Regions from separate parts of the Mus musculus genome. Here regions 1, 2 and 3 are each linked to region 4. A link is a loop called in an ENCODE intact Hi-C map of the cell type or tissue named here. Cell type or tissue: left cerebral cortex. All regions are shown on one strand. Region 1 overlaps Exoc6b (exocyst complex component 6B). Region 2 has its middle 110 kb from the start of Gm10445. Region 3 holds the start of Gm5878 (predicted gene 5878). Region 4 overlaps Dysf (dysferlin).

Region 1 (8,000 bases), 820 kb before region 4:
ATTCTGTTTTTGCAGTGTTCTGAAGGACTCTGAAGGATTCAATGATTTCCCTAATTTTAAGAGAGAGGAAAAACATTTTTGTAAGTGTCTTTGAGGATTTGAAACCAGAGTTTAGTCACAGTTTGTTATGTTTTTGTTCGTTTGTTTGTTTGTTTTGTTTTTAGTGGTGTTGAGACTATGAATAACACCAGCTTTCGGGAGAACCTCCAGGCTCTCTGGGATTTATTTTATTGTCACCAACTTCGGATTTTGTGTTACCCTTCTTCCTAAGATGGTTAAAGCCAGTAAATCATTTGAGGAGTCTCAGAAGATCATTGTGACAGCAGTTTTCATCAGCGTCAAGTGACCAGGGACTAATCAATAAAAGTTTTTTTTCCCCCTTGGCACGGTTAGTAATCATTTAGAAATGATTTTGATGGGATATATAAGTGAAAAGCATTCAAACAGATTAGGCCTGATACTAAATGAGAGAGAGTGAGTGTTGAAAATGTGGCATGTGGGGAGACCTTGAAAAGTTGTTAACTTGAGGAAGGGAAATATCAATATCTCTGTGGTCTTTTAGGAACAAAAAACATCTTTTGCTGAGAGCCTAGAGTTTGAGCCAAAATATAAAGTGACCTTGGAGGCTGGCTGGCTCACCTTCCAGTTTCCTAGGGAGAGTCAGTCACTGCCTCTGCCTGATCATGGCCAGCAGAGCATTTAGCAGTGGGAAGTAAGGAAATGATGGCCAGAGCGAGGAATGACTGTTGTTTCTCAGCAGCAGATAGGCACACAGCTCCTGGTGAAATGATTCAGCAGTTTAGAGCTGAGAGCTGAGAGACCTTGGTTAACACGCGGGGAGTCGGGGCCCAGGAGGGGCCGCTCTGATGGAATCCTTCTGGGGCCACTCTATTCCCTTTGCTCTGAATCACAAATGGCTGCTCTTGCCAGTGCTCACTCTGAATCCTACCCTCAGAGGTCCTGTGCTATTTGGAAGGTTTTAGACAGCAGCTGGTTGAAAATGTAGGCGCCTCGGTGTGGGAAGCGGAGAGGGCAGCGGTTGCTTCATCTGCCGCATCAGTATGAAAGGCACCTCCGTCGGTTAAAGCTGCTGAGGTTATTCGTTTCCACTTTCATTCCTGGACAAAAACAGGCCTCTTGTCTGGATCTTTTCTTTTTAATGATTTCCATGAAAAGGCTTTTATCCAGGCTCTGACATGACTGTCAGAATACACATTTCAATGTGAGAGTGCTTAAAAGGCTATTGATATTCCCCCGTGGAAAAGAAAAGTACTTAAAAAAAATCCATCTATCCTTATACAAGTTAACCCTATCACCTCCTTTCTTTTCTCTCCTCCCCTCTCTTCCTTCTCCCCCACCTTCTTCCTCATTCCCTTTCTTTTCTCATTCTCTTTCAGGTTAAAGCCACAGTCTTAGTCTGAGCCGTGCATGTCCCCCATCTCCCATGAGCTGTCACTTTGATACATTGATGGCTCTGATGAGTTTAGAATCGAGGATACTGAGTAAGGAGGAGATAAGCTTACTTTTACCTGATGTTACTGTTGAGCTTCCGCAAACAGGCTGTTGCTTTGGAATCTTAGGTTCATTTCTCTTTCCTCTGGGTGTATCTTGGCTATGTGAGCAGAGTAAATGGTCGGTATCTTAGAAATGCTAGAGACAACAGGAGTGGCATGAAGCCTTCATGAACTGAAGCAGTTTGCCATGAGCTTATGAGGTGTTAGTGGGGACTCAGGTTCAAGTTAGATTGCTATGCTATGTAATCAAAAGGGTTCTGAAGCAAGGAAGGAATTTGATAAGGTTTTGATTAATTTATAGGTGTGTGAACATGGCTTGTCAGCTTAGTAGATTTGCTATTGTGGTGGGAAAAGGTTGTATCTGCTAACTCCTCTCTCTTCATTGCTTTCTTGTTCCCTTAAGTGTGATGGTTTTACTCAAGGGGAAGAGCACAAGCAGTGACATCCGTGGCAGCAATGGAAGGAAGCTTTCAGGATGAGTGACACTGTTGGCCTTTGTTTCTCCACTGTGGTGGTGATGCTCCTGTCACTCCCCACCCTCCCCATTTACCTCCAGCTTTCAGCAGAATCTCGGAGTGATGGAGGTCATCAGAACAGCTTTCTCAGATTCCTTTTGTTTTTCTCAGCCTCCCTCCCTGTACTCACTCTCCCTTTCCTATTTCAGAGGAAGAAATATGTGGCTTGCTTAATGTAATTAATAGCTATAAACTTTAAAAACACTACTCTTGTTCTAGAATTTTCTAAAAATTTAGTTCCCTTAGTTTTATTCTTCTTGATTGGCCTTTAGACTTCTTCCTCAGGCCACACATAGTCTTATACTTTAAAATAAAAACAATAGAAATTATTAGCTTGGATATATTTTCTTATATGAAATTTTACCTTCATTAAAAAATTAGTTTTGGAGTTCTTTAGTTCTTTACTATTAGTACCTTTTGTTAGTACAGGTGGTCCCACCAGCCTGCTTTCAGGGACCTAGCAACTGCTTACATCATCATCTGCACAGTTTCCATATGTGCTCTCTGTTCTCTAGTCATACTTTCTCCTGACTTCCCCCATCTCCTGTGTGTGTGTGTGTGTGTGTGTGTGTGTGTGTGCGCACACGTGTGCATCTCAAATCTCAGTCTTCAGGTATGGTGAGCATATGCTGGCCTGTTGAGTTACATGCAGCCCTTACTTAGTGTAGTGTCTTACATTAGTGAGGCATAGTAGTTATAACTGGTAGTTATCACCAACTTAAGTTGATAATTTCTGTTAGAATGTACCTTGTCCAGTATTGGGGGTGTGGATCTGCTCAGTGCCATATGTCCATCATTGTAGCACTGTGAAGAATAGTTCACTTACTGAAATCTCGTGTTCTTTACTTGGGCATACTCATAACCTCTAATAACCAGTGTATTTGGCCTCTGTTGCTTTGCTTCTTCCAGATTGTCATATAGTGTGAAGCCCTTCACAGTTGCCCCGACTCAACAGTGTGCGTGTATGACTCCTCTGTGGCCCCCACTCAGCAGTGTGCGTGTATGACTCCTCTGTATTTGTTCTTGTTTGTTTGTCTTTATTTTGAAGAATAGTTTATTTCATGAATGTTCTGTAGTTTGTCATTTTGGTTGCTTCAGAGTTTTGGCAGAAAATATTAGAGGGACTGTAGACATTTGTGCACAGGAGTTTTGTATGTATTCATATTTCCAAATCATTTTAGTAAAAGCTTAATAGCTGTGTCTTAGGGTTTCATTGCTGTGAAGAGACACTATGACCATGACAATTCTTTATAAAGGAAAACAGTTTAATTGAGGCATACAGTTTTAATGGTGTATTCCATTATCATGGCAGGAAACATGTTAGCATTCAGATAGTTATGGTGCTGGAGAAGGAGTTGAGAGTTCTACATCTTGATCTGCAAGCAGCATAGTCTCACTCTGGGCATAGCCTGAGCATCTATGACCTCAAATCTTACCTCCAGTGACACACTTCCTCCAACAAGGCCACACCTACACCAACAAGGCTACACCTTCTAATAGTGCCCCTCACTAGGGCCACACATTCGAACATATGAGTCTGTGGGGGCCTTACCCACTCAAACCACTACAGCACAATTGTTGAGTACACTTGGGCCATATTTAACTTTGTACAAGCCCGCCAGCCTTCTCACAGGTGGCTATATTGAGTCATACGCATACCTACAGTGTGCCAGCTCCTTGTACGACATCAGCAGCAGCATTTTCCTGTCATCACTGGCTTTTTGGATTTCAGTCATAAAGGTTTGGAATACCTCCTTTCTGTTTTAACTAGTGATTCCATTATGACTCATGGTTCTGCCTTCTTTTCTTCAGTTGCCATTTATCTTCTCTTATGTGATGTTTGTTCAGGTCTTTTGTCCGTTTTGTAAGGGTACTGTTCCTTTGTACTGTTTTGTTCTACACCCAGGGTGTGGGTTGTCTTTTAATTCTCTCAACAGTGTCTTTTAAAGAAAAGATTTCATTGATTTTAATAAATTCCAATCTAGCACTTTTTTCTTTTTCTCTTAACCTTTTTTTTTCATGCTTTTTGTGGTAGTCCTAAAAATGTTACTGAATCAAGGCTACCCAGATTTTCTATATTATCTTTTAAAATTTGGTTTCATATATAGGCTTGGAATCCATTTAAGTTGATCATTTTTGTGAATGACATTAAATTTGCATATTGATACATTTTATTGTGTAGCTGTCTATTAATACTATTGAAATCATTCTACTTTTTCTATTGAACTATCTTAATTTTCCTTTCAAAGATTAGCTGATTATATGTATAGAGTCTGATTATAGATTCCTGTCTGTCTTTCTGTCTGTTGATGACCCCCCATCCCATATTGACTTGATTACTATAGCTTTAGTGTAAGCCCTAGAGCTGAGCATCCTTCTCTCCTCACTCCTGTCTCTTACCCCTTCTGTATTTCATTGACTATTACATGCCATTTTTTCTTTTCATGGAAGCGTTGAGATCAACTTGTCATTGTTCACTGAATAAACTTAAAATATATCTCCATTTACATATATTTTTCTTGATATCTTTCATGGGAGTTTTTATGTTTTTGTCTTTTTTCTTTTTTGTGATTGGATATTTTCTTTATTTACATTTCAAATGTTTTCCCTTTTTCAAGTCTCCCATTTGGAAACCCCTATCCCATCCCCACTCCCCCTGCCTCTAGGAGGGTGCTAGGGCATCAGGCACCCTCAGGCCCAAGGGCCTCTCCTTCATGGAAGGCTTTTTTCTTTTTTAAGATTTATTTATTTTATATATGTGAGTACACTGTAGCTGTCTTCAGACACACCAGAAGAGGGCATCAGATCCCATTACATACGGTTGTGAGCCACCACATGGTTGCTGGGAATTGAACTCAGGACCTCTGGAAGAGCAGTCAGTGCTTTTAACTGCTGAGGCATCTCTCCAGGCTCTCATGGGAGTTTTGTATCATTGATCTTATACCTCTCTTTTAGATTTGTAACTAATTTGTAATTAATTAATTAATTGTGTCATGTTTATGTGTATCATGTGCTTACATTTGTGTGTGCATAAGTGTGCACATGGGTATAGAGGAGAGAGGTTGATGTTTAGTGTTCTTCTTGATTGCTCCTCACTTTATTTATTGAGACAGTGCCTTTTGCTGACATTAGAGCTTGCTGATTATACCAGCTTGCTGCAGCAAGCCTCCCCACCTCCCAGTCCTGGAAATTACAGGCTGATTTTCATGTAGGACTTTTATGTAGGTGTTGGGGATTCAAACTCTGGTTCTCATGTTCCTATGCTAGCAGGTACTTAACCCATTTAGCCATTTCTCTAGCCTCTAACAGAAATGACAACAAACCAAAACACTTTTGTTTATTCTTTGGAAATTTTTACATGCTTATTGGCTGTATATGTTTGTTCTTCCTCTGTACTGTTATATTTTCTCTGTATACATGCCTGTCTGTCACAACGGCACATAGTATATAGTCTTCTGGACTTTTACAGTGAGTTTCAAAATCAAGTTGTGTAGAAACTCCTGCTTTATTCTTGTGCAAAATTGTTTGTTTGTTTAACACATCTTGCATCTCTATACATTTTAAAATGAACTTTCCAGTTTCTGCAGAAGTGTTGCTGGGTCTCAGGTCCTCATGTTTGTACTGCAAGCATTCCTATCTATGGAATTCTCTCTCCAGCCCCTAGTTTTAATTTTTGGAGGGATGGGTTTGCTATATAGTCTAGGATATTCTTGGATTCTTCCTGGTCAGATTAAGATTATTCTTAAACTCTCTGTCCTCCTGTTTCAGCTTTCTAAGTGCTAGAATTACAGGGGTGTACCATAACACCTGACTTATTAATCCAAAGGGTTTTAAGGCATGCTGTGCCAGGATCTAGGAGTAAAACACTATAATAAAAGACAACACTGTTACTTCTATCATTCAGGAAGTTACAAGGGATATAAAAATTTTGTGTCAGCTGCTAATGAGGATGACCAAGTAGGTAGGGTTTTGTTTGTTTGCTTGTTTTTAAAAATCATAACATAGTAGCATTTCAAAATTGTGTTTAGGATCCTTTTAAAAATCTAAGATTATGGTGTATATTCTTGAGAAAGTAGCATTTTAAGTATATGTTTTGCAGTTCTTGGAATTGAATATAGGCTCTTACATATGCTATACTACTGAGATATATCCCCAGCTCTCATGTTTATTTTTCTGAGGATTGATTCAACAGAAGGATGCTGGAGGGCGCTAGGTCTTTATGACCAACCTAGCATCAGCCCTTCATGGTCCAGACTTGTCCTGCTCGTCCTTTCAGTTGCTCTTACCTCTCTCCCAAACCAGGGCTCTGCCAAATTCATTCCTGTTTGTCATAACTTGATTTTTTTGTTTGTTTTTTAGTTTTTTTGTTGTTCCAAAAAGAGACATTTAGCCACTCCTTATCTTGTCAAATAAGCTACAAATGAAAAAAGGCAGAAAGAAAAAGAGAAAAAGAAAGTCTGTCAACACACGTCCTTTTTTCTCATGCATCAGGCATTTTTGAACCTTCCCTGGTGAGTTTTCACCATCTTCTAAATTTTGTCTGGTACCTTAAAGATTACAGATATTTTGTTTATTTTTGAAATCTAAATTATGTAGACATTCTTTACAATTCCTTATGCTTGTATTTGCTTAATTAAAATTTGATCACATAATATATAAATTATATTTTGATTTTTAAAAAGTTAATATAATAAGTATATTCTCCATACTATTTCAAGACATGAGTTTTTAAATAAATTGAATAATACTTCTTGATATTTATGTTGTATAAATTAATTCTTAATTAGGTGACACTTATCATTCCTACTTTTATTTACTACATTATGATAGTTCTAGAGTCAAAATTATTTACAGGCCCTATTCTGTATACACTTAGGAGTGTAAATTTGGTCATTCTTGGTAGTCTAGATACCCGCTGTGATAATAAAATTAAGTTTTAGTTAGAGGATGAATAGAAGCCTTCAACATATTGTACAACACCTGGCTTTAAGTTAAAACTGGAAACAGAAGCTTGTGTGCCTGTATAGTTTTACACCTAGCAAGAAGAAAGCATATGTCCTTCTGATCTTAGAGAGATTTTATAAGTTTCAAATGGGTCTCTGGCCCCAAGCCATGCTTGCTGTCATATTTTATTAGTTTAGTCCTTTTCTTTGTATGGAAAGCCTGCATTTTTGTAACATTATTTTTGAAGAATATAACACCATTCAAGTGGATATTGCAATCAATGTCTTAAAGTTTTGCCTGAGTTCATGCAAAGGACTCAGAAAGCATCACAACAGAAAATGTGCAGTAAGCAGTCAGGCAAAGAGGACAGTGGCTGCTCTTTAGCTGTTTGTAATCACTCCAGCTCCTGAGAACACAATAAACGAATTTGGTTTTCTTTTTGAAACAGGTTTTACTAGTGTTTTTTTTTTTTTTTTTTCCTTTTTTTTCTTTTTTCCTTTCTTGGTAACAGACAGGCAATTCAAACTGGAAATTTCAGTGACTTTATTTTGATTGAACCTTTCAGTCTACCCTTTAATTTTTATGAGATATTTGTGTCAGCAGCCTTATTCATTCTTTTATAAGTTAGACTATTTGTAAAGCCTGATGTTTCAGATCAGCCTCATTGTACTTTTTTCTGTTCTTTTCTCCTATGGTACTCTTTAAAAGACGTAGATACTGCATATAGGTCCCATGTTCTCTAACACTTTTTCTGCTATTGTTCATCAAATTTCAATTTTTGTGGGAAATTTGGATCAGACATTTTATTCACTTTGGTTATTCTACTAGGCTTTTCATAGGTTGACTAAATTGCAAAGATGGCATTGCATTTTCCATGGCTGCCTAAGTTTTGGGGGTAGTAGAGATTTGATCTCTGTGTCATGATGTTCTTCTGTCCAAGCGTGTGCTGTCCATGAGTGGATAGGGCTCGGGGCGGGGGGACGTTCAGTGTTAATGGAGGCTGTTGATAAAACAAGGAAACACTGGA
Region 2 (8,000 bases), 210 kb before region 4:
ACATCGCATGAAATCTTAACATCTCATAGGGGCAGACTGTCTCCAGAGGAAGGCACAAGCCCATCTCCCTGCGCCTCCATATACTTTGTCTTTGAGGTGATGAAACCAAATAGGCTCCTCTCATAGCTCATTCAAATCATCTCAGACAAGAGAACGATGCTCACACATCCTCTGAATGCAACCCGCCAGTTAGTCCTAACATAGGCTTTCTTTTTGCACCTGTTCCAGGTCTTCTAGAATCTTCTCCGTGTCCCACCTGCTCCCAGTATTGCCCTCACTGTCCCCCTTACAACAAGCCCACAGAACGGGGACCATAGCTGGACAAAAGCAAGCTAGACACAACCCTCCCCAAGTTGCAGCTACAAGGTTTCCTGGGGCCAGAAGCACAGAAAGGAGAGCTTTAGCTGGCTCACACAAGGGAGCCTTACCAGGGGAGAGAGCCTTAGACGGAGGATCCTTGGCAGACAATCTGGGTGTACACACATGGGACAGGAGGAGAGTAAGCTTAGAAGGGAAGGGGACCGGTGTGTGTAAGGGGTGGGGGGCCTCTGCCTCTATCTGCATGAATAGCTCCCCTCCTCCAGTCTACCTTTCCATCTGGAAACACCTTCTCTTGGGAAGAGCAGGTAAGGGTGCAGGGGCAGTGCAAGAGTCTGTGAAATGCCAGGGCAGACCGTGTCAAAGTGGGTCTGCTGCACCACAGCCCTCTAAGAAGTCCCTGGAAGAGATGGGGACCCAACACCCAATCCTTCCTTCCAGGTCCAACCAACAAGCCAGGCAGAGACAGAAAACTAAGGAGAGTGTGCCCCCAACTGGTCAGTGGTGACAAAACCAACTCTTAAGCAGGGCCCTGGGCCAGTCTAGGAAAGCCTTGGGGCCATGCAACCTGGGGAGGTGGGAGGACAGGAACACCCTCCAAGACATTTGACTTCCTGACCTTGAAGGAGGCCTGAAAGGGGTTTGTTTTCCTTATGGAATCCTATTAAAGTGCTGCCTGGCCTCACCTGTGGCCAGGAGACCCAGTGTGGAAAACCTTAGTGTGCACCGTCCAAAGGCCACTGAGGAGTCTCCTCTCCCTAGCATTAAGCTGGCCAACATTCCCAAAGATGGCTAAAGCTAGGTCAGGAGGGAGAAGCCAGCCTTTGAGAGGGCAGGAGCTTGGTTGGAAGGCCCTAGGGAGCCCTGAGGAAGGGATCCCGAGGAGAGGGCGCAAGGGCACAGTCTAGAGAGTTCCCATCCCAACTGGCTCCAAACAGGAGTTGACACTCACAGCCCCTGTGGGACCAATGGTCTCACAGTGGAAAGTCTAGATAGGGCTGCTGACTCTGAGATTCATTCTTGCCAAACGTAGGCTTCTAAGGGAGTCCAGGAGTCTCCAGTCTGACTTACAACATAAATCACATCGTTTCAAAAGGTTTTACCACCTAGGCATGGTGGGATACACCTGCCGCCCCGTCCCAGGGCTCAGGAGGCAGAGGTGGATCACTCCAAGATCAGAGTTAGCCTAATCAATGTATGTAGACTTAGGACTACACACAAATCTTTTTCTCATTCTCAAAATAAATCCCCAAACTTCCCTGATACATAAACAACCCCCTGTCACCTTTCGCTTCTCACCTGGATCCACTCTGTCTCTGTTGAAACCTCCAGAGCAGGGGATGTAGCTAGCCAAAGGCTATGGAGAAAACAAAGCCCAGCCTTGGTCTCTAGGGCCCCCAGGCTCATAGCTTCTGTCCTACAAGCCGGAGTTTCTGAGAAATCAGCGAGGCCCTCCTCTGAGGAAAGAGGCCCGAAGCCGACAATACACAAAGTACAGCCGAAATCATAAACACATTTTATTTCTAAATAATTTTAAAACCACTGGCATTGTAGCAAATTGGAATATATTTCCAGAATCGACTCAAAGAGATTTTTTTATGGCAACATATGAAAAATGTCATTTAAATATCCACACACAGCTGCTGCACATGCTGGCCTCTCAGGGAAACACTTTCATTCCTCTCATCAGAGCTCCCTGATTAATGTTCCACTTCTCTTTAACACTTTTTCCATGGCTTTTTTTTTTTTAAATCAAAGCCTGTACTATTATCTGAAAGAAAATTAAACCAATAAGATTTAATGTCTGCTGTGTTCTACATTGTAGCAAAAGTACGTATATACACACACACACATGAGCACACACATATATATGCAGAGAGAGAGAGAGAGGTGTGTGTGTGTGTGTGTGTGTGTGTGTGTGTGTGTGTGTGTGTGTTTAGGGTTTTAGTCAAATAGAGCCAAGATCTTTGCTGGAGACTTCAGGGCAAACTAGAAACAGCAAGAGTCCACAGGAACAATGAAGGAGAGAGGGCTCTTGAAGATAGGGATTTTAGATAGGGATGGGTTGGAGTAGCCTGGGCAGAGGTTCTCAGTAGACAGAGGCTGTAGAGAGATCAGGAACACCAGGCCCCAGCATGGCCCAGATGCCACCTGTGGCAAGGCCTGACTACATGGCTGGGATTTTGTGAATGGGCCTCAGAGAGAGGCAGCTTGGGCATCGGAATGGGAAGGAGAGAGTGTGGAGGAGGAAGGGGAGGGAGGGCAGAGACTGTGCCAGGGGAAAGGCGCGGCAGATGGAGTGAGGGAAATCACAGTGTGTCTGGCAAGGCAGCTGATGCTGTAATTTAAAGGTCAACTGAGTGGAAAAGGGGGTGGGGTGTTGGAATGACTGTCTCTGCAGTGTGGCACTTAACTCCTCCCATCCCGGTGCTGCCTGGCTTGGCCTCAGGGTCCTGGAGGCCACTTGCTCTCCTGCTGCTCTTCCATCCTCATGGGGTGCCCTTGTTCCTCACACACCTGATGCTGCATCCTTCTGTTGTCATTAGGGGAGAAGTGACAATATTACCTCCCCAAGCCTCAGTTTCTTCATTTATGATGTGGGGCAGGGACCTCTCATTTGCCCTGGATCACACTAACAGTTAAACTAGATAGGGGGGGGGGGAGTGTAAAACACATTAAATGTCTCAAACTTTTCAGAGCTTCTTTGAAGAAGATGTCTTGAATTTGTCTGTGAGGAAAACCAAAATCAAACAAGGTGGTTTTCCCACCTTGGGAAAGGATAAGCTAGGAGCTGTTGTTGACTTGTGTTTTCTGTCCTGTGGACAGCTGGCTACCCTCACATTCCAACTAGACTTTAGAAACTGTTATTCCCACCTCCATATCCTTCCCAGCTCCCCCCTCCACTCCCCATCTCTCTCTCTCTCTCCCTCTCTCCCTCTCTTTCCTTTCCCTCCCTTCCTTCTTCCTTCTCTTTCTGGACTAAGTGGCTCCTTGGGAGGAAAGTTGACTCTTCATATGGACTTGGACCGCCTTGAATCTATAAATTATGGGAGTTCTTGGGAAAGTGTGGAGGTTTGTGTTGGAATGGTGATTGGTGCAGGGCTGACTATGGAGCACAGGGGTTTTAGCTCCGGCTAGGGGAGGCTTTTCAGGGCAGAGTAGGTAGACAGGCCCACAGACCACTGAAGGACCAAAGCCTAAACTGAATCCATGTAGAGTTGATCCCTGCACAAGCCATGAGACAAGTCCGTGCGGCTGGTTTCTGTGGTGAGGCAGGACATGGAGCTTTATGGAAGGCTGGAAACCATGCCCGGGGCTCCAGACCCAGGAATGCCTGGAGAGCTAGATCCCCCTGGTTTTAGGACTTGAGTGGCTTTGGAATGTCATTGGCGGTAGGGGATAGCTGCTCATGGAGAGGATACAGGGTCCTCTCCACCTCCTTGAGGCCTCTATTGCTAGACAGAAGACTCAAGGAGGGAACTGTGTGCTCATCCAAGGTGCAGGGCAGCTTCCCTTCTCCCCGTTTGCATGTCACAATAAAGGCCTTCATCTCAAAGTAGATTACTTGGGCTGGACCATTTAGGTTAGATGGCAGGAGGAACCCCAATCCTGTGGCAGGAGAAGATGCCATCTCCTGCTCCCAACAGTTATGGTATGTCTTGGTCTGTGGTCCTTCCTCCTTAGGGCCTTGGTGTGGAGGAGGAAACTTCAGCAGAGCCCTGAAGTCTACAGTGTGACTATTCTCATCAGGACCAGGCAAGCTTGGGTGAGAATGGTGCTCATCTTCCTGCGGAGAGATGATGGTAGGTCCTACCCTTGACTGTTGTCCTATAGCTGGTGAACCATACAAGAAAATCCTGAGTCTGTCAGTAGTAGTAGGGATGACAAGAAGGAACACTGGCCTTCACTGAAAAGAAGCCCTGGGGATGACAGCACAGCTTTGAAGTGACCACCAGGGGGCTCAAAGAAACCCTGGGAGACCTGCCTTTGGAGGATGACCTACAGTAACTGTTTGGCTTGGCCTGTGTCCCCAGAGTAGATAACACTTATGAACCTGTAGTTAACTAGCAGGTGTGTGATAGAGACTGGAAGGGTTGTCTTTCAATGAGGGAATTTCTCAATCATGCAAAATTCCATCCTGGGTCCACCCAGTCTCAGGGTCGTGTTGACATGGCCCAGGGAAACCAACACTGTGTTCCCAGTACTGGCTGCACACACAGCCCTCACCACTGTCCATCCAGGGGACAGCGAGGCATCCTTGACCATGAGACAGACATAAGTTTCATTCATAGTCTTCAGGGAGCCAAATGTAGTTGTTGGCAAGGCCTCGTGGATTATTAACAAGCCAGCTCACATTTGCCTGAAACAACCAAAGAACTGAAGAAATCATTAGTTCCAGGGCAACAGAGACTATGGCTTGTATGTCAATGTGTCATAACCCAAAGTCACTTCAGGAGAAAAAGACAACACTTTCTCCACCAGGACAGGAGTTTCCAGGACAGGAACTCTGTCTCCTGCCCCATTTATACACCTCAGAGGACTAGGGAATCCTCTGGGGACATTTAGAGAGAATGTGCTCATCTTGGGGGGTCAGCAGAAGGCAGAGACTTCTTGCAAGGACTATGGGATGGGAACCTTATATTCTACAGTGGCCCAGCAAAATCCAGTTATGGTAGCCCTAGGCTCATAGCAGCATCTGATGCTCTCCCGGTGGCTCCTGCCCATAACCAGAGCCTGAGCCCTCCCCCTACCCCCAGGTGTGTGACACCCAGCATGTCTGCATACATCTTTTCTCAGCTCAGAATTTCAACTGCCTGTTACTCTGAGGCACAGGGTTTCCTCCCCAGGGATAGTTCCGCGTTCTTGTCCCCACACCAAGTCAGTCCCCTCAACTTCCTGAGGACTCCAAAGCCTCCCCCATAAAATCTACAGCTTGAATTCTTGTGCATGCTCATCCCAGCAACGTGCCAGAGTTCTCCATGCTCAGACTGTAGGAATGTAGAAGTGGGCTGCTGTCTATGGATGTCATACTCAGAATGTAGACAGCATCGTGAGGTCTCAGAGAGCTTTGTGCATCAAAGCCCTGTCCCTGTCCACAGTGTGAGCCATGGGTGGGGATGGGCTAAGAAGCAAGGAATGAATTGTAAGAAGTAGGGTGTCAATGGGGCACCAGTGGAGAGACAAAGAGAGGCACCACCGGGCTGGTTGCTGAGGGCTGAGGCCCTCAGAATTTGATTGGGTTCAAGACAAGACAATTGAACCAATGCCCAGGGAACTAAGTGGGCTTCGCACTGGTTTTGGGCCCACTGTCACTCAGGCCTGCATGTGTTCCTGAGGAAAAACTGTGAGGATTACCCAGGTGACGTCCACCATACTAAGGGGTCTGAAGACCCCACAAATGTTTCAGCTCATATTGAATGTAAAGACTTTCTCTCTTATGCTTATAATTACACAGCTGTTGGAAAGGAAGCTCACTATCCCGTGGTTAAACACCATCTTCCCTTTCCTCGAGAGCACCAGAAAGCAGAAGGAAGAGAGCTGGGGTACTTGGTGTGGAGTCTGTGGTTTCATGGAGGAAGTGTAGTCTCCTCAGAGTCAGATTATGCCCTTGACCTTGGAGCCTTTCCTGATTCTACTGTGTCCCTATCCAGCGGCTAGCAACTGTCCCAAGGTCTGGGTCCTAATCAGCCTCCTAAACAAGACACATAGGGAAGGGATACCAGACTCTGCTGGGCGAGTAGAGTCTCCCCACTCCAGGAGACTGCACCCTGAGCCCATGCCCTCCTGGGAATAAGGGTGTTTGGTGTAGCACAAAAAGCAGGCAGCAGAGGCAAGCAGCTGGTTCTGACCCATGGCAGGAAGTCACAACCAAGATTCATCCTGGAAAAATGCAACTAATGTCGCCCAGCTGGGCCCGCTAATCAGAAACACAGACCCAGAGGTGGCAGCAGGGACAGGCCTCAAGGGCAGGGCCCACAGAGAGGTGATAATGGGTAGCAAGCTCTTGGACCCTCTCCCCCAGCCACCCGGCTGCTGCTGTTTGGAGATGGAGGTGGCTGGTTGAGACCTGGGACAGCCACTCCTCCTTCCCCAGAGAGGAAGCATTCCCCATCAGTGCTAACAGCTTCTACCAGAGCTAGAGACTACCATGGGGCAGTCAGCAGTAACAGGTCACTGGTACCTTGCCGGAGACTGCTGCCCCAGAGACTCTGAAGCGGTCACTGGAAGTTCTGAGCTAAGCCCCCTCAGCTCTCTATAGTCACTCTACTGAGAGTCCTTACTACCAGAATATATGTCTCCTGAAGATAGGCATGGCAGGTACAAATTCTGAGCTGGGGTAATAAGGAGAAGCCCAGGTTCTGAGTCTCAAAGCAGAACTCTTGAGGAATGCAGCTCTCACTGGGCTCCAGCTCTGTAGTTCTAAGCTTCCCTTCAGATTCCCCCTAGGGGGCTTGTAATAACCTCACAGACTGCCCCTACACTTGTTTACTTGACCCACCCCTCACCTTCTCCCGACCCCAACGTTGCCTCATCGTCTTGAACCTAATATTTGGCACTTTTTTTCCACTTCATATCAGACAAATCTGCTGCCCAACCACAGGCTCCAACTGCTACTTGGAACAATATCAGAGACACCTCCCCCACCCTGACTCCACACCCCTTAAGTACAAGCATCCCATCTTACACATCTCAGGTTGCCAGTGGAACGCATTTAGAGCACTCTGGTAGGAAGTGTCTTTCCTTGTTCAGATAGCCAATCCAGTTAACCTTGAACAAACTCAGACTCTGAGTCCTGGTCACACAAGCAAAACATACTAGTATGGCCAAGCTACCATATTCCCAATCTTACCACAAGCTGCACCTTCCTTCCCCATCTTCCCATACTGTGTATGAGTAGATGCTACCTGTAAGGTTGGTATCCAGCTGCCCTTTCAGCTCAGAAGATATGGACAGCATCAATAAGAGGTCTGGGGTACAGGTGGGGAGACAGAAGGAGTGGCACTGAAGAGGGAACTTGGACCAAAGCAAGGGAGAGTAAGGCAGAATCTTGGAAGTGCCAGTGAGGGGTGGGGTGGGAGGTCAGAGAGTCAGGATCAGGGAAGAGGAGATGGGGAGCCACGTTGGAGGCTGGGAGCTTAAGTCTTGGAGGTTTCCTAGCTGCCTGAGTAGTTGCCATGGAATTTCCCGACCTAATAAAGAAGAATTTAAATAGACCACAACTTTGCCTAATGTTGACTGTGTAAATAATCCAAGCCCCGGTCCCCTTTGTTCCACAGGCTATTTGTGTCAGGAAAAGGGGGGTGGATGGGTAGATTCCAACAGAAGCCACCATCCCAGATAGTAAGACATGGGGACTCTCTGTTCTCATCTGCCAGGGCCCAGGGGGATGGAGTTTGAGATCTAGGGGCGAGGGAGACTGGGGATGCAGGGGAGGCAGAGAGGAAGCTTAGCTTCACAGCCAAATCTTCCTGTCCGTCTGTGACTATACATGCAGGCATGTGTGACTCCACACCACTTCACATGCGTTCATGAATGGGGCACACGTGTGTATTTTCCTCATGGGCATTTGTGCACAGATTCAGAAAATTTCATGCAGGCTGACTGCAAACAGACAAACGTGAATGTGTGTACCTACAGACTCAGGATCCCAGGGACAGCTGAGAGTGCCTCTGACATACTCT
Region 3 (8,000 bases), 1.0 Mb before region 4:
CACGGGCTGCTGCCAGGACCTGGCCTGGAGTCCTCAGAGTTGTAAAGGATGTAGACTCCACTGCCCTTCAGGGTTCAGGGGGCCCAGCTCTGAAGTGAGCACTCCGGGATGTGCTCTGGTTAGTCGGAATCACTTACGGGACAGCGACTAGAAAGCAGAATTCTTCTATGTCTCCTCCCTGTCATGGGCGAACAAGGACTTACTGGGTCAGGACCCCCTAACTCAGAGCCCTCTTAGCCCCAGCACCCTGGAAGGTTGGGGTAGAAAATTTGCAGAGTATAAGTTCTACTGTCAACAGCCCTTTTCTCCCCTTAATGCCTGCAAAAGAAACCTGAGCAGATTGGGGAAATGCCCTACAGTTCTAGGTAGCAGGAGGGTCGACCTGTTTGTTCCCAGGTCGCATGTCCAAGAGGCCAGGTTGCCTCTGCCAGCCATGGACCACTGGCCTGTCCTCTTAAGAGCCACGTGTACAACAAGGACAGCTCCAATTTAGGAAACAGTGACCCAAAGACCCTATTTTGGCCTTGTCATCGACTATTGCAGCGGGAGGAGAGGGGACCTGGCAGACCTGCTGCATTGGAGCACCATGAAATGCTGAGGGAGCGCTGTGGAGAGCTAGGTTCTGTGGCTCCTTCCCAGTGCAAACCTGGCCCCTGGGAAAAGAATGCACATCCTGTTTGAAGCAGTGTTCCCCTAAATATCCATTAAACGCGAAATTTCAGGAACAGCACCTCAGCTTCAGAATGGGATTCCAGAGGCAAAAGGTGGAGTAGCAGGCACCCTTAGGTTAGGTGAACGCCGACCAGATTCTCTGGAGAATCTAGGCTGGACTCCAAACAGCCTTCCTAAACTTGGATCCAAGTTCTCTAAGAACTGAGACATCCCAGGACGAAGGGAGGGGATCAACTACGGTTCACACTAGAAGAGTGGTTGATCTTTTTCCTCAAGCCCAGGCTCTGCAGGTGTGCCCCCTCAGACTCGATGGCCGCTGAGGCTAAAGGGCAGAGTTGCAGAGAGGAGAGTAGGAAGAGGATATTAGAGCATGCACCAATATTCCAGTCCGATTTTTGCCTTGGACTGGGGACCACTTCTCTACCGGCAATCCATCGCCTCGCCCTTCCCCCCACCCACCCTCTTTGGGGCAGCAGAGAGGCGGCCAACCGGCGAGCCGAGCGTTGGGCAGGTGCCGCATCAGGAGGACCCCAGAAGAGGTTCTCAGTAGCACGCACAGCGCGCGCTCCGGCGGTTGCTCAGAGTTCCCCGGGGGCCACAGGGACCACGCAGGCTCTAGGCGGTGCGCAGTTGCCCAACTTCGTGCCAGGGCTCTCGCACGATTCTAGTCGTGGCCGCGACGGTGTTCCAGCAAGCAGGATTTCCCCACCAAGTTTTTGGTGGCCAAGGATGGTGGCACCTATGGGAGTCCTGGTAGTGGGGCGCGCGGGCTCCCATCCGCTGGCTGTGGCCACCTCAAAGGAACCGCTCAGACCCATGGCGCTCAACTAACTCACCCCAGTGCGGCCGAGGCGGCCTTTGTAAGTGGTTTCTCTGCCACTGCCGCCTGGGCCACTTGCCCTATGGACTGCCCGAGCTGGTGTTCGCTAGGCCATGAACCACTTAATGATGACGGTGCACCCGGCACACCAGCTGGGCTCCTCCTCCCCGCAACCCCCTCACTCTTTTCAGCGCCCAGCATTGCGACCCTCTCCATTTCCACCCCTGGCTGCTTCGGAATCGCTTCTTTGGCCTCCACTTCCAGGGTAAGTGTCCACGCTGTGTTCCTGACCCAGGGATGCGGGGAAGGATTCTTGAGGTGGCAGGGGCTGTACAGAAGTTGTTAAGGACAAGGCTTAGGGATCAGCCTTCATTGTTCCCAGGCGATTAGCCTTTGGTCTGCCATGTTCTCCCACTCAGGAAGTGTGGTTGGGACAGCCACATTTTCCAAGGAATGAACCCAGTTAAGACACAAGGCATAGAGCAGCCTAAGAGCTTTTTCAGACCTTCCTTTGGCCAACCTTATTCTCCCTTATGACTAAACGGGTCCCATCCCCGAAAGTGCTGGCCCTCTACCCTTACTGCTCCAGAGCTTTGAGCTGTAACTACTACTATGCTCTAGTAGTCACCAGATCGCTTGGTGCTTGTGGGCAGCAAAAGTCCACCTGTAACCCTTGGCTCTGTGGGAAGCAGAGCAGCGTGGTGCGTTCACTCAGGTGTCTTGGGACGTTTCTCAGCATCCTACGCCAGACTTTGCCCAATCACATTGGCATCCCTGACCCACAATGGGGCAAAGGTTGGGATCAGCAAACCGGCTTTCTTTACCACTGACCTCTAGGAGCCAGCCCACCCGGTTGCTAGGACCGTCCTCTTGAGTGGGAGGTGGGAGAGGAGGGCTTTTAAGGTCATATCTAGACTTACCCCACCCTGTCTGCAGCCGCATCTGGTTTGCTAATATACGCTCCAAAAGGCTCGCACACACACACACACACACACACACACACATGTTATTTGACTTTCCTAAAGAAAAGAGAGTTGTGTTCATTGAAGTTAATTTTCTTCCTTGGCTTTATACTTTTCTTTCACTGAAACAAACAAACAAACAACCCATAAAAAATAAAAACAAAAGACAAAGAAAAAAGAAAAAGGTTGGCCTTGGTTCCTATAGCAGTTGCTTAGATCCTACTTTGGTAGAGACTGGACCCCAGCATTTTGAATTTCCATAGGGAAATTAAGCATTTCCTGCCACGGGAGCACTTGAAGTCCTCATTGTCAACCCAGGAGCTCACTTTGGGGCAGGTAAGTCAGGCTGACTAGGGAGCCTCCCACTCTCTGGGGAGAGAAGTCTACTCCATGAAGAAGACCGTGTTCCCTACAAGAAAACAGGGAGCAAAGCAAGGTACTTCCCATAGAACAACCTCTAAAGTTCACCCAGGGTGGGGGCTCACAAGCCAGAGAGTGGGGCTTCAGGACTTCAAAACAGAAAGACACAAAAGGAGGCTCTTAGTGACTTTGAAACACGCAGGACTTACTTGGCTGGCCCTGCAGTGCCATAGCACTCCAGTGGTTCTCCAAGGACTCTCTGCTTCCCTTGGCCATGCCTCCACCTCCTCTTCTCCCTGCTCTGATCAGCATCTCTGATAACAACTTCTGACTCAACAAACATGAGATGTCCCTTTGTGGGTTTCTAGGAATTGTTCTTTCTGAAGTGATAGATTGTTATGGTTGTATGTGTGCCAGAAGTAGGCACACTCATCATTTGTCACAAAGGACAAGGGGGAGTATGGATAAATTAAATGAGGACGTGCACCCACCTGGGTGACTCCACGATCCCTTTTCCTTGGTCCTGACACTGCTAGGGCTCTGGTGTCTCGGAAACTCTGTGTGGAAGTACGTGGTAAGTGTGCCTTGGTGTTCCTGATCAAGGGGTGTGTCATGATTTGGTGTATGGGGGCCCTCCTGCAGGGACTGGTCACCAGCACCTCGATGATGATGTCAAAAATATGGGTGGAAACATGAGGAATGCTGAAGTTTGCAGCAATGATCTGCCGCCTCAGGTCAGCAAAATACCTGCCTTGGAAAGGCAAGTGCCCGGCCACGAACAGGAAGACCACTCAACTGCAGATACTGCTGGGGCAGCCCTCATAGTCCTCAGCTTGAATGAGTTCTGGTGACAGTAGGGCAGTATGGCAAAGCTATTCATCAGCTTCTGCCCAGGAATCACTGTAGCAGCCAGGCCAAAATCTCACGGCTTGGCGTTCCTCCTGTAGTTGTTCCAAAAGTTGCTGACACAAAATATGACATAGGTCTGGTTGACAGGGACCAACTGCAAACTGAAAAAACACAACGGATCACAGACAGTCAGAGCTGCTCACTGGGAAGGACAACAGTCCTCTCGCCTGATGTCGGCAAGCACTGGGAGCCAAGGCACCAAGACAATCAGGTTCAAGGGAAGTGGATAAGACAACAGACACCCCAAAACCCACAGTGTCCAGGCTCGGGAGCTGGCTCTGGAAACATGAGGAGGAATGTTCTACTACTCCTTCAGAAGCCTGCATTTGGTTCTCAGGAACAGGTCCGGTGATCCACAGCTGCCCTAACGCCAGCTCCAGGAGACTTTACACCTAGACTCTAAGGGCACCCGTACAGCACACTCAAAGGCACTGCAGGACACTTAAAATAGTGATAAAAATCTATGTAATTTTATTTATGTGACTTCTGAAGTTCAGAAGAGGGCACCAGATTTCCTGGAAGTGGAACTATAGGCAGTTGTCCTGAGTGTTTGGATTCTATAAAAACCCAATTACATTATGTGTATGTTCTAATACCAAGTGTGAAATGAGTGGCTCCCAACCACCTGTAACCCATTTCCGGAAAATCTGACTCCATAGACGGCACCAGGAATGTGGTGCTCAGACCACATGGAGGCAAAATACTCATAAAGTGAAAATAATGAATTATTCTAACTTAAAAGCATTACTTAAATTTTTTTTAAAAAGTAAAATTGAAAATAATGAAGACCATGGAAGTGTAAACACAAGAATGAAGGCATCAAATATACAAACCCAACCAAAGAAAGCAAATCAAAGTCACCCAGGTGGAGAGAAACTCTCTCTTTCAGGGGCCAACAGCTCCAGAAAGTCCAAGTACAATCTCTCAGCAATGTCGAACTCCAATCGCTTTCCAACCAACCAACCAACTAACCAATCAACCAACCAACCAACCAACCAACCAACCAACCAACCAACAGCTCTAAGGATAGCAGGCAGCCTCAGCCAGAGCTGTAAGTGGACAGGTGTCTGTCAATCCTCACCAGGGTTCCTTGTGAGGTCAGAGCAAGGAACGGGCCAATCGTGGCTGGGCACAGAAAAAAAGCTTTTCTACCTTTTTTCTCTCCAAGGACAGGAAGGCTGTTCTGGTGAGTGGGGCAGTAGGGGGCTGGTTACATTCAAATGTCTATCTCCCAGGTTGTCCAGTGACCCACTTCTTTCTGCTAGGCCCACTGCCCAAGGGCTATTTTCCAACCAGAGGAGACACCAGGTGGCAAACACTTGAAACTCTGTGGGACACCTAAACTTTAACAAGGACACTTTTCTCCTTGATAATCAAACAAGGAATCTCAAGGATGACACTGCGCTCCGGAGCCTTGGCCCTCCATCGGTTATGGTCTCTGACATTCGCTGGCAGGTAGATGGGCAGTGTTTTGCTTTTCACTGGACCCAGCCTTTATGATAACTTTGTAATAACTCACGTCTACACTCAAAGCATTCTATTTATTTTTCTTAAACTCAGACTGATGGGTGCTAAAGGTTGGTAGCTCCTGCCTACATCAGTAGTTGTTGCAAAATACTATCTTCCAAGACTCCCTCCCTCCAGAGTATGAGAGTACCCAGGGGGCTGAGAGGAGGTGACACCAATCATCCCATGTTCCCCATGATGCCTGGGGCCTCTCACCAAAGCCGAGGATCCTGAGACAGTGGGATGACATGTTCAAAATGATCAGGAAATCAGTTGCCAGTCAGGGTTCTATAAACGACACATGTGGGAGATAGAGCAATTCCTTGGCACCCTATGCCCTTCTGCTCTCAAAATGCCTTAGTTTGTCCTTAGAAACAACAGAAATTGATTGCTTGGGCATCTGCTTGATGGCAAGGCAAGAGCAAGAGGCCAACAGATTGGCTGTATCACAGGGCTGCTTTTTTGTGTGTGATTTTTTTATTTTATCATTTCCAATTTTTTAGTTAGGTATTTTATTCATTTACATTTCAAATGCTATCCCAAAAGTCCCCCATCCCCTCCCCCATCCCCTCCCCACCCACTCCCACTTCTTGGCCCTGGCATTCCCCTGTACTGAGGCATATAAAGTTTGCAAGACCAAGGGGTCTCTCTTCCCAATGATGGCCGACTAGGCCATCTTCTGCTACATATGCAGCGAGAGACACGAGCTCCGGGGGTACTGGTTAGTTCATATTGTTGTTCCACCTATAGGGTTGCAGACCCCTTTAGCTCCTTGGGTACTTTCTCTAGCTCCTCCATTGGGGGGCACGGGGCTGCTTTCTAACTCTAAATGGTACTGTGTATGTATTCCCAGATGGTCAAGAAAAAGCATGAAATCAGTCTATCGAGGCCTTTCTAAAGACCTTGTTCTGCTCTGTGGCAAGTTCCTAGTGCTTGTGAGGCCACAAACCTTACTACTGTTGTGTTGGGGTTGAAGTCTGAAGAGGGAGTTGGCAGGACACAGGCACACACACCCCGCACATCTAGACATGATCAACTTAGCTGTGGCCACCCTGATGAAAACCTTCCCAGGGCAGCTGAGAGACATTAGACAAAGTGAAAGTCAGGATAGTCTCATAAAGATGCCCAGAGCTAGCCACAGTACTCAGGGGCCCAAACAGTGCAGGAGTTTGGGGATAGCTGGCCCCTAGGATGCTGGCCCCATGGAAAAGCTGGCCCTACCATTAGTGTCCTTGTGGTAGTGTAGATGAGAGAGAGGTATGTCTTCCGTACTTAGCCCACACCATCTGCAGCAGGTAAGAGACCTGGCCCTGGGGTCATGGGAGCAGGAGAGCTGGCCCTGTCCTTTGCTGACTGCAGGATTTGGAAGAGCAATCCCTGCACCTCACCTGGCTAGCACAGCAGAGCTGGACTGAGATGTGGGAATTGTGGGTGAGATGGCCCAGAGGGCATGAGTGTGGCTGCCTCTTGTCTGCTGTGCCTTGGCACGGCAAGGGAGAGACCCCTTCCCTTGTATTTGCCCTCACCATGGAGGCAGGAGGAGAGTTGGCTCCAAGAGGTCATGAGAGCAGGAGAGCTGGCCCTGCCCCTCACCCGGGCAGCACAGTAGAGCTGACCCTGATGGCAGGGCTACAGGGGAGCTGGCCCTGAGGATGTGCACATGGGAGAGCTAGCCCTGCCTCTCGTCTGTTATGCAGCAGTGACTACCACCCTAGTCCCTAGCCACCTAAAGCAGGCAGGAGAGCTTCTCTGGGCTCATGAGAGAGGGAGAACTGTCCCTGCCCCTCCCAACCCTCTCACCTGCTGCTTGTCTGCTGGGCACTGGTAAGAGGCAGAGACACACACTCTGCTCCTCTGTCACCATCTATGGCAGACAAGAAAGCTGGCCACAGGATTCTGAGTGGGAGAACTGGCCATGTCCCTAACTGGCTGCAGCACTCAGGGACAGTCCCTGCACCTCACCTGGGCAGCAGGGTAGAGCTGGCACTAGTTATTGAAGTTGAAGGTGATCTGGCCCCAAGGCATGGAGCACATGTGAACCCCAAGGCTGACAGTGTCTTAAATCTTTCAGGCCCTGATCCAGGGCTTTCAATTGGTCCTTCCCAACATCAGCGAACTACTGGAGTGCACTAAGAGGCTGGTTCTACAGATCCAAAACTACAGGATTCCCATGACGCAGGGCAAGATCAGTGGATTCGAGAGGAGTCCCAGTGAGGTTTCATTATTTATAGCAGAAGCAGAGGCTTCACATTGGATCAAGGAGTCATCGCAGTGAACATTTACAAGCAAAGATGTGTGGACAGAAGGGAATAAAGCGGAAGACCCTGTGAGACACTGCAGCTTCCACAAGAATTTTTTTTTTCTCTGTAGCTGGGGAAGGTTGCAAGGGAAAGAAGCAGGTATGAGGGGAGGAGGAGGTGGGTGAGATTGGGGTCTATGATATGAATGAAGTTCACCAGGAACCAATAAACCTTTTTAAATTAAAAAAAAAAAACAACCCTACAACAAAATGCCCATTTAACAATGTTATTTATTTACAATACATAAGAAATATGTAATGAATAAGGGTGGTGTGTGTGTGTGGGGGGGGGGTTAGTTACTCTTAGAACTGACTCAGGCGGCCTTCTTCTTTCCCCAGTGCAGGGCCATCTGCCCTGACTTCTGATAGGTGCCTGGTCCCACGCTGTATAGAAGTGAGACATCCAGGTGACCCACAGGGCTGACAAAGCTGGGATCTCATTGCCAGGCCACCAATTGGAACCTACTCTGTA
Region 4 (8,000 bases):
GCCATCTGGGCTCTGTGACCTAACATCTGCCCAGAGAAAAGGATGGGAGCACCTCCACAAGCAGCCACTCACTTTCCCTTCATCAGCAGTAGCTGAGGCCACTGGGGAAGAGCTGGAGGCCATTTTAGAAGCCAGGAAGGATTCTTGAAAGAGACCAGCCCCAGTAAGCAATAAAGTCTTGAATATACACATAAACATACACAAGCGCGCGCACACACACACACACACACACACACACACACACATGGCCCTTAATTTGCTGCTACTCATCCCTCCTCCTCCTCCTCCTCCTCTTCTTCCTCCTCTTCCTCCTCCTCTCCCCCCTCCTCCTCTACTTCCTCCTCCTCTCCCTCTTCTTCCTCTTCTTCTTCTTCTCCCTCTTCTTCCTCTTCCTCCTCCTCCTTCTCTTCTTCTTCTTCTTCTTCTTCTTCTTCTTCTTCTTCTTCTTCTTCTTCTTCTTCTTCTTCTCCTCCTCCTCCTCCTCCTCCTCCTCCTCCTCCTCCTCCTCCTCCTCCTTCTGTTGTTCTTCTTCTTGATGTTCTCAAACTCATTGTGTAGCCAAGGATAGTCTTAAACTCCTGGTCCTCCTGCCTCTACCTCCCAAGTGCTAGAATTACAGGCAAGTGCCACCACACTTTGTTTTTCTATTTTATTCCAACCCCACATTCCAGCACCCACCAGCAAGCCTCCTAGACTCACTGTATGGAATCTGGAGAGTTTGGAAGGAATTGAAGAAAAAGAAAGTTATTTTACTCAAATACTCCTTCCAGAATAGGACTGGATGGTGGGGGAATCAGAGAAAGCTGAAGAAAGGCCTTGTGTTAAGAAAATCCTATAGTGACCCCAGCAGAGAGAATACTCACTTTCAGAAAGATGGTCTGCAGCTTCCCACAGTTCCTGCCGCAGTAGCTGGGGCCCCGCCGGGAGAAGAGGACTTCATGGGCAGGCACCCGCTGGTAGGCCACACGCTTGTCACCCTGCAGCATCCAGATGATGATGTCCGGCAGGCTGTTCTGGGGCTGGAGAGGGGGTGGCAGTCAAGGTGGGGATGGTGACATGTACGGACGGAGTCATGCCTGATCTCTGACTCAAAGGCCACAAAGGTCTTGCCTCACTCACTTAGCTCCCATCCCACACTGCTCACTCGGGGCCCTGCCTTTGGCCCTTAGCTTAGAGGAGAGCTCCCACAAATGTCTCTGAGATGCCCATGCCTTTCTGGGAAGATGTTCCTACACAGAGCAGGGAAGATGTGGTCTGCTAGATGTTCCTCCTTCTTCCTCCTGCTGACTCTAGGACCCTAAGTTCTGTAGGCTTAGAGGAGTAGATACCACCCAACAGGGGCTCCTCACCACCTTCTCAGGGCTCTTCAGAGACACGGAGGTCCCAGACTTGGGGGTAGGAACTGAAAGGATATTGAGGAGAACTTGCCCTTGGCCTCTCTCAGCCACGGTATAAATTCAGCGAAGAGGGTAGGATCAGGAGCGAGGGTTCAGAGGCTGCCAGTCAGCAGTCTGGGGGACCATCCCAACCATTATGAAGATACATCCAGAGAACTGGCCATATGCCTACCACCCTGCCCAGGGAAACTCTAAAAGGTTCATCATCCCTCTCCAAGCAGCTTTTGCCACTTCCCTTTTACAGCCCTCTGTTTCAGACACCATCTCCCTGTACGTGCCCAGATACCATCCTGTCTCACCTCCCGTATTTCCTACAAACAGGAACTAGTAGCCCAGAAGGAGTCGGGTCTCCGGGGAAACAGACTTCATCATGAGACCTAGAGCCAGACACCCTGGGTTCTGGTACCAGCCTTATTCTAGCATCCCTCAATAGGCTAGGGCCTACCTATTGAGTATCTACTGTGTGTTAGACTCTGAGTCGGACACCGTAATGCCCAGTAAGTACGCTGTTGTGTCCTGCAAATGGGCATACTAGAGCTCAGAAGGTTAAGCGACCTGCTCCAAGGTCACCTAGCAACAGACCCAGGAATGTACCACAGAGTAAATATTTGGTCTACATTCCAGGAGGCAGGAAGGCTGAAGAAAGGCCCCCACAAGATTCACTACCTCCTCGGCCAGGGCACGGAGATGCAGAAGCCAGTCCTCGGCCTGCTCCAGGGCAGTGGAGAGCTCACTATGGCCAAGCTTCAAGGCCAGAGCAGCTTCTTTGATCTGGCTCAGGTGACGGGTGCGTAGCCGGAGCAGGTACTGATCAAGGTGGGTGGCAGAAGGTATCTCGTGGATGTCACACAGGGGCTGGCTGTGAGAGACAGGTGGAATGCGCTTGTTCACCAGAGCTATCTATACACACCACAGAGGCAGGTGCTTGTATACATAAGTCCTTACCCACTGCCAGCCTACTGGGTACTCACCTCATCGCGGACCTGCCTGCTCCAGGAAGCCTTCCTTATACAACCTGGTCCTTCTACTCTGAAACATACCTCCTTATTCCCAGGCATAAGCCTTTTTGGGATAACCCTCAACCTCCAGTCTAGTGGGTTCTTTTGTATGAGTACTCCCCACCCCACCCCACCCCACCCCACCCTATCCTACCCCACTGACTGCAAGCTCTCAGAGGACCTAGAGGGTCTCTTTCCTGCCCCCTTGTGTAGTCTAGGGCAGAGGGCAGAGGCTAAGTTGTCCCACACTGAAATAAATCCCTTCTGTGTTGGGCGCACACTCTCTTCCACGAAGGAAATTTATGGACCCCTGACTAGCTACTGCAGACGCTGTGGGGAGGCCAGCAGCCATGAATACAGAAGCATCCACTCTGGCTGCCCCGGAGTCGGCCCTCCCAGAATCCTGAGCTTTGGAAAGCCTTCTGAGCACAGCTAGGGTACCGCGGCCCTCAAATAACAGTGCTGAAGCCCAAGTGAGGAGTTAAGTTAAACTCCATCGTGTGTGGGGGCAAAGATCTCTGATCCCGGACTCATTACACGGGGCGCTCTCTAAATGCCCCACAGACGGAAACTCCTCAGCATCCCAGGACTGGATGTGCACACCCAAGGGAAATGCTAGAAAAGAATAGGCGAACTCCAGTTCTCCCTCCCCAGCAGGACCCTCCAGCTGGCCCAGCCCTTGCCCTCAAACAGGACATTCGTCAACGCTGAGCCAGGCCTGCTCTGCGCTGCAGCCCCCGCCCCCTCCCCGCAGCGTCTGGACTCCGGGCTCCCGGCTGATTTATTTTTTCTGCCAATTTCCCCGAGCTATGCAGAACCAATTACCGCCGGAGCGCCGCGGCACCGCTCTGGCAGGCCCTCGGCGCGCTGCGTCTTTCCTGTTATTTTTTTTAATTGAATTTTTAGGGTGGGGGGAGCGGGTGCGCGAGCTCCATCTCGGGGAAACTTAAGCCCCGGGGCCCGTCTCAGGTCACGTACTGCACACCCTGTGGTAATATAATATTTACTGCCCCGAGGGTGCCGCGGACGGCAGCCCCGGGCCGGCGGCAGCAGCAGGCGGAGGCCGTGCGTGCGTGGTGGGTGAGGGGCCCTGGCGCACAGTAGAGCAGAGGGCTGGAGAAGCTACAGGGGACCCTCCAGCAGACCACCCAACCAAGACTCCCCAAGACAAGTTCTCACCACTCAAAGATGTCCTGGCTCTTTCTCAACCCCCCAGAAAGGTCCAATACTGGGGTACAGAAAGGGAGTCTGAGGAGAAAACTGCACCCTTAGTCCTGCCTACAAATGGAAGGTGGGCCATAGCAGGGCTCATTAACACCAGGGAGCAGAGCCGGCTGCTCACCAAGTCACCACCTGTCCCTGAGGACCAAGTCGGTGATTTTATCAGGGCCATTCCTTGGAGAATGAGCTGGTCTCATTCTTGAGTCCAAACAGATGACCATCCCCCAATTTTGCCCTCTCATGAGGGAAAACTGAGGCAGCCTGCTGTTCCCCACAGGAGCAGCCTTGGAATGTTTCCCAGGGGGGGGGGGGAAAAGTGGCCCTGATCTGCACCTGCAGGGCTGGCAGGAACTATTCCTGTGCAGGATGCTAGGAAGGGCTTGTAGCTGCTGGAACGGCATGGTGGCATAAAGTAATGCACAGAGGCAAGGGGTGCAGTATGGGATGGGGAGGGTCCAGCAAGCCAGCACACTCAGAAGGGATGAGGGTTATTAGGTACCCTGTGGGGAAAACAATCCTTTCCAGGTAAAGAAGGGAGAGAGAGAGGGAGGGAGGGAGGGAGGGAGGGAGGGAGGGAGGGAGGGAGGGAGGGAGGGAGGGAGGGGAAAAAGGAGGGAGGGAGGGACGAAGGGAGGGAGGGAGGAAGGAAGGAAGGAAGGAAGGAAGGAAAGAGGGAAGTGGAAAAGGAGGGCGGGAGGGAGGAAAGGGAGGGAGGGAGGGAGGAAGGAAGGAAGGAAGGAAGGAAGGAAGGAAGGAAGGAAGGAAGGAAGGAAGGAAGGGGAAAAGGAGGGAGGGAGGGAGGGAGGGAGGGAGGGAGGGAGGGAGGGAAGAGGGAGTGAAAGAAGGAGGGAGGCTGGGCTGTGGACAGGAGAAGAAATGAAGGCTGTAAGAGCTGCTGTGATCTCTGAAAGTGGTAAACCCATAGATCCAAGAGTGGACAGGAGATGGTGATGGAGTCTGGGGGGGGGGGGGGGGCATGTGTGGCCTTAGACACAGCCTGGCCCAGACCAGAAGGATGGGCATGCAGAAGAGACCCAGTGAGCCCAGAGTTCAGAGAAGAAAGCTTTGGTACATTGGTGCAGGGGGTGACAGGGGTTGGGGGAGGCTCAGAGTGAGCTAGGGAAGGATTCTACCTAGAGACAATAAGGCTGATAGCAGGGAGTCAGCCCAGGTCAGCCATGACACCTGCTTATGCCCAAGCCTCAGGAAGCATGGTTTCAGCCTCAAGTGGTGCTTGGAGGGATGGATCTGGAGTCCCTTCCTGATCCATGTCAAATCATGTCATGGATCCCCGTGGTCCTGACAAATATCCTGAGAAGATGAGAGCCCATTCCCACTCCAGGTTCCTGTCCCGGGACTGATGCCCCACAGAGGCCTGGGCATCCTCCTGCCTCAGGACAGTGGCAGAAGAGCCTGGCTTGACAGAGTTCCAGATACATCCTCCCTAAGAGGGTACTGAAGACAGCCTGGGAGCAAGTCCCACAGACTCCAATGTCCCAGCACCTCAGATTGACTAGGGATTGGATCCCACCAGCCCCACAGACTTGCCTGTTCCACCCCACAATTACCATGAACAGTACGCAGAAACCCATATTCTGCCAGCCACTGTCCAGAAGTGGCATCACTGGGCACTAGGCACAGCGGCCATTCTGTAGGCACACCCAAGGCACAGGGAGAGAAGATGCTACCCCCATGATTGTGCCCTGTGTGACCCCCTCCAGCACCACATTCCCTCCTCCCCCAGACCAAGGCCACTTCCTGATGCCTCATCACCTGGCCCCCACTCTGCTCCCCTCCTGCTAAGCCTCTCAGAGAATGGCCCCAAAGCCCACCCAGCTGCTGTGGCCATAGCTAGGGTGCCTCTCCAGGGCCCCATGTCCTATCTACAACAAAGGAGCAGAGGGATATTCTTCCACTTACTCGACATGTGGGTCTGGGTGTGTCACTCAATCTCTGTGTGCCTCGGTTTCCTTATTTGTCCCTCAGAGAATTGTATGATCAGAGGTTTTTGCTTGGTGACTAGAATAAACACAAACTTCCCACACAGTGCCTGTTGCAAACTCTGCGCTACTCTCTGCTCCCTCCACACCCACCCTCCCCAGCTCCTGCCTTAGGTGCCTGTACCTTAGGTCACTTTGCAGCCCTATGTCTCCTCTCTTGTCGTCCTGAAGGCACAGCAAGCATCTGGCCCAGGAGTCTCCTTCTTCCTCAGCGTACCCAAGCCTGAGCTCTCCTTGGCAGAGCCCCTAAAGCCCACCTTGCTAGAAATCAACCATCCTTGGTAGCCCTGAAGATGGCAGGCATTTTAGGGCTACATGCCTTGGTCTGGGGAGTGTCTTCTCCACGTCCGACCTTTGCATTTCCACAAGGAATCTCTTTGGGAAGATTGCCTGAGTTCCACTGTCTGAATCTGCTCTGAGCTCCCACAGGCCATGCCTCTCGCTTCACATCCTACCTAGAGGGCTCAAGTTATCAACAGAGCTAGGGCTGAGCCTGGTTTCAGGAAGGTATGGAGAATGGAGGAATGATCTGTTTAGGGTGGGGCAGGGGCATTTCCTTGGGATCACTTCCTAACCAGGGTATGCAAACACCTAGCCACCAGTTTCACATATCTCATAGTGAAAGCATTTCTCTGATGCCCTTCAACTGTGTTCTCCAGCTAAGCTAGCCTGAGAAAGAAAAAGATAGGGTGAGGGAGATGGCTATCTTCACTCGGAACCCCAGAGAGTTCAGGAGAGTGGTTCTGACCAAGTCTGTTGCATAACTGAGAAACCAGGACCCTCAGAGGCAGGGCTACTGAAAACCAGCCGACTGTGGCGAGGGGCAGGTTTCCTGGTTCCTTGCATTTGTCATTGTGGTAATCACGGTTCCTTTTACTCGAGCCTCCTCACGGTACCACTCCTTTGTTGATTAGATATTATTAAGGAGTCGTTCTTCACGCCAAGTTCAACTTCAAAGCTCCCATGGAAACACTACCGCTAGCCCTCCTGGGAGTGGAGGAGATGTTGAGGGGAGCCCCCGCCGCTGACCCGCAGTCCCTTTCCTCCTCACTCCCAGACCCCCCCTTTCCTGAAGCTGACAATCATCTGTGTGCAGCGAAAGCCTAAACAGAAACCCTGGTCCCCGACAACATGGCCTTGGGGGAAGGAGGGGTGCCCCCACCCCAGCTTCTCCTGGAGATTCCATCAGGGAGCTATGAGGTCGGGGATCAGACACACAATGCGTCCCATTCAGGTGAGCCGGTCGCCCGCCCGGCCCACAGCTGCTGCTGCTGCTGCGGGGAGATTTATGACCTGTTCTGAACGTCACCTTTTCAACTCCCGGTGCAGGCTCCAGCACCTCTGGGCTCAGCACCGGCCAGACTGCTGGCCAAGCGTGGCTGGGAGACGTGCTTCTGCTCACCACCACACACGAACACTCCTGAGGAGACAGCCTTGGCTGAGCCAGGAGAGGCATCTGAAGGTGCCAAGGACCCCCTACCTGCAGTCTGCAAGGAGCTCATCTGTCAACTGAGCCACCAGGGCGTCCACATCCTCGGAGGAACACTGTGCCTTCAGAGCCAAGTGGACCTGCTCCAGGTTAGCTTCCTGGGAACAAGCATCCCTAGGTTAGGAGTATCACCATGGAGCAGGACCCAACCCCCAGGCCCTGTTACCTAGCCAGAAAGGAATAGATAGTAGGAGCAGGACAAGGCAAAGCCAGACTCAATCTGGCTCCAGAACCTTCCAGAATGCCCCACGCATCCCCATGGCTCAATTCTCAAGCCAGATCCCCAGTCTCACACATGGATGGACACGAGGCGGTCCTTTGCTAAATAGAAATTTTTCACAGCCTGAATGCATCCCCTCCCACCTGCCACCTCAACACCAGGCCTGAGTCCCCACAGGGGAGTGGATCTCTCTGAGACAACACTGGTCAGTTTCCCCAGCAGTCATGCAGCCACCAATAGACATAAAGAGCAGACTCCCAGAGCTGACTCTCTTGCATTTCATCTGATCCCCTTCTCTGGGCATTTTTCCTAGGGCAAGGTCCTGGGCTGGAAGGCCAACTCCAAAATACCTGTCAGCCCAAAGCTGCCTCAGTCTCCTAAGTAGCCCTCTCCACACGTCAGGGCATGTGATATGTGTTCCACCCTGGGGGACAAACCCTAGGAAGAAGACTCAGCTCCTGCTGTCGGGGAACTGTGGTCTTCTGGTAGAATAATGAGGAGTCCAGAGGACAGCAGGACAGTGACTCTGCAGTCTCAACTCCAAGTTCCCCCGCTGGCGTTAGCTGCCCACCACCAGCAGCTGCCAATTTCAGGGACACTGCCCCTTCCTTGCCTTTCTGCCTCCCTTCCTACTGTGCTCATCAGCCCGACCTTCCCCATGCTGCCCCTCATCCC

Evidence for each region. Peaks named below come from ENCODE experiments on the same cell type or tissue, not always from the same donor. Only the 100,000 strongest peaks of a DNase experiment are listed, where the experiment ranks them.
Region 1: it touches region 4 in a loop (5-fold over the local background); 15 of 42 quality-filtered maps call a loop at or near these places.
Region 2: it touches region 4 in a loop (4-fold over the local background); 22 of 42 quality-filtered maps call a loop at or near these places.
Region 3: a loop joins it to region 4, with 3 times the contacts of the local background. A loop is called at or near these places in 8 of 42 quality-filtered maps.

Annotation. Positions count from the first base shown.
Region 1 is chr6:84,916,844-84,924,843 of GRCm38, reverse strand. The region is part of intron 6 of Exoc6b (exocyst complex component 6B); the gene reads left to right. Among named protein-coding and RNA genes, the nearest start is that of Exoc6b, 150 kb to the left of the region's middle. In left cerebral cortex, a CTCF peak has its summit at 4,820 (motif pointing right); DNase peaks (open chromatin) are centred at 932 and 3,694; H3K27ac peaks cover 1,017 bases.
Region 2 is chr6:84,313,584-84,321,583 of GRCm38, reverse strand. No RefSeq gene overlaps it. Among named protein-coding and RNA genes, the nearest start is that of Gm10445, 110 kb to the left of the region's middle. In left cerebral cortex, CTCF peaks have their summits at 819 (motif pointing left) and 4,269 (motif pointing right); DNase peaks (open chromatin) are centred at 800, 1,988, 2,607 and 4,268.
Region 3 is chr6:85,119,347-85,127,346 of GRCm38, reverse strand. Gm5878 (predicted gene 5878) reads left to right here and starts at 1,253. Exons shown (of 3, transcript NR_168059.1): 1 at 1,253-1,757. In left cerebral cortex, no CTCF peak of the experiment used is centred here; no DNase peak of the experiment used is centred here.
Region 4 is chr6:84,101,066-84,109,065 of GRCm38, reverse strand. It overlaps Dysf (dysferlin), which reads right to left. Exons shown (of 55, transcript NM_021469.3): 22 at 7,097-7,203; 23 at 2,064-2,256; 24 at 864-1,019. Among named protein-coding and RNA genes, the nearest start is that of Dysf, 86 kb to the right of the region's middle. In left cerebral cortex, no CTCF peak of the experiment used is centred here; a DNase peak (open chromatin) is centred at 3,197; H3K4me3 peaks cover 687 bases.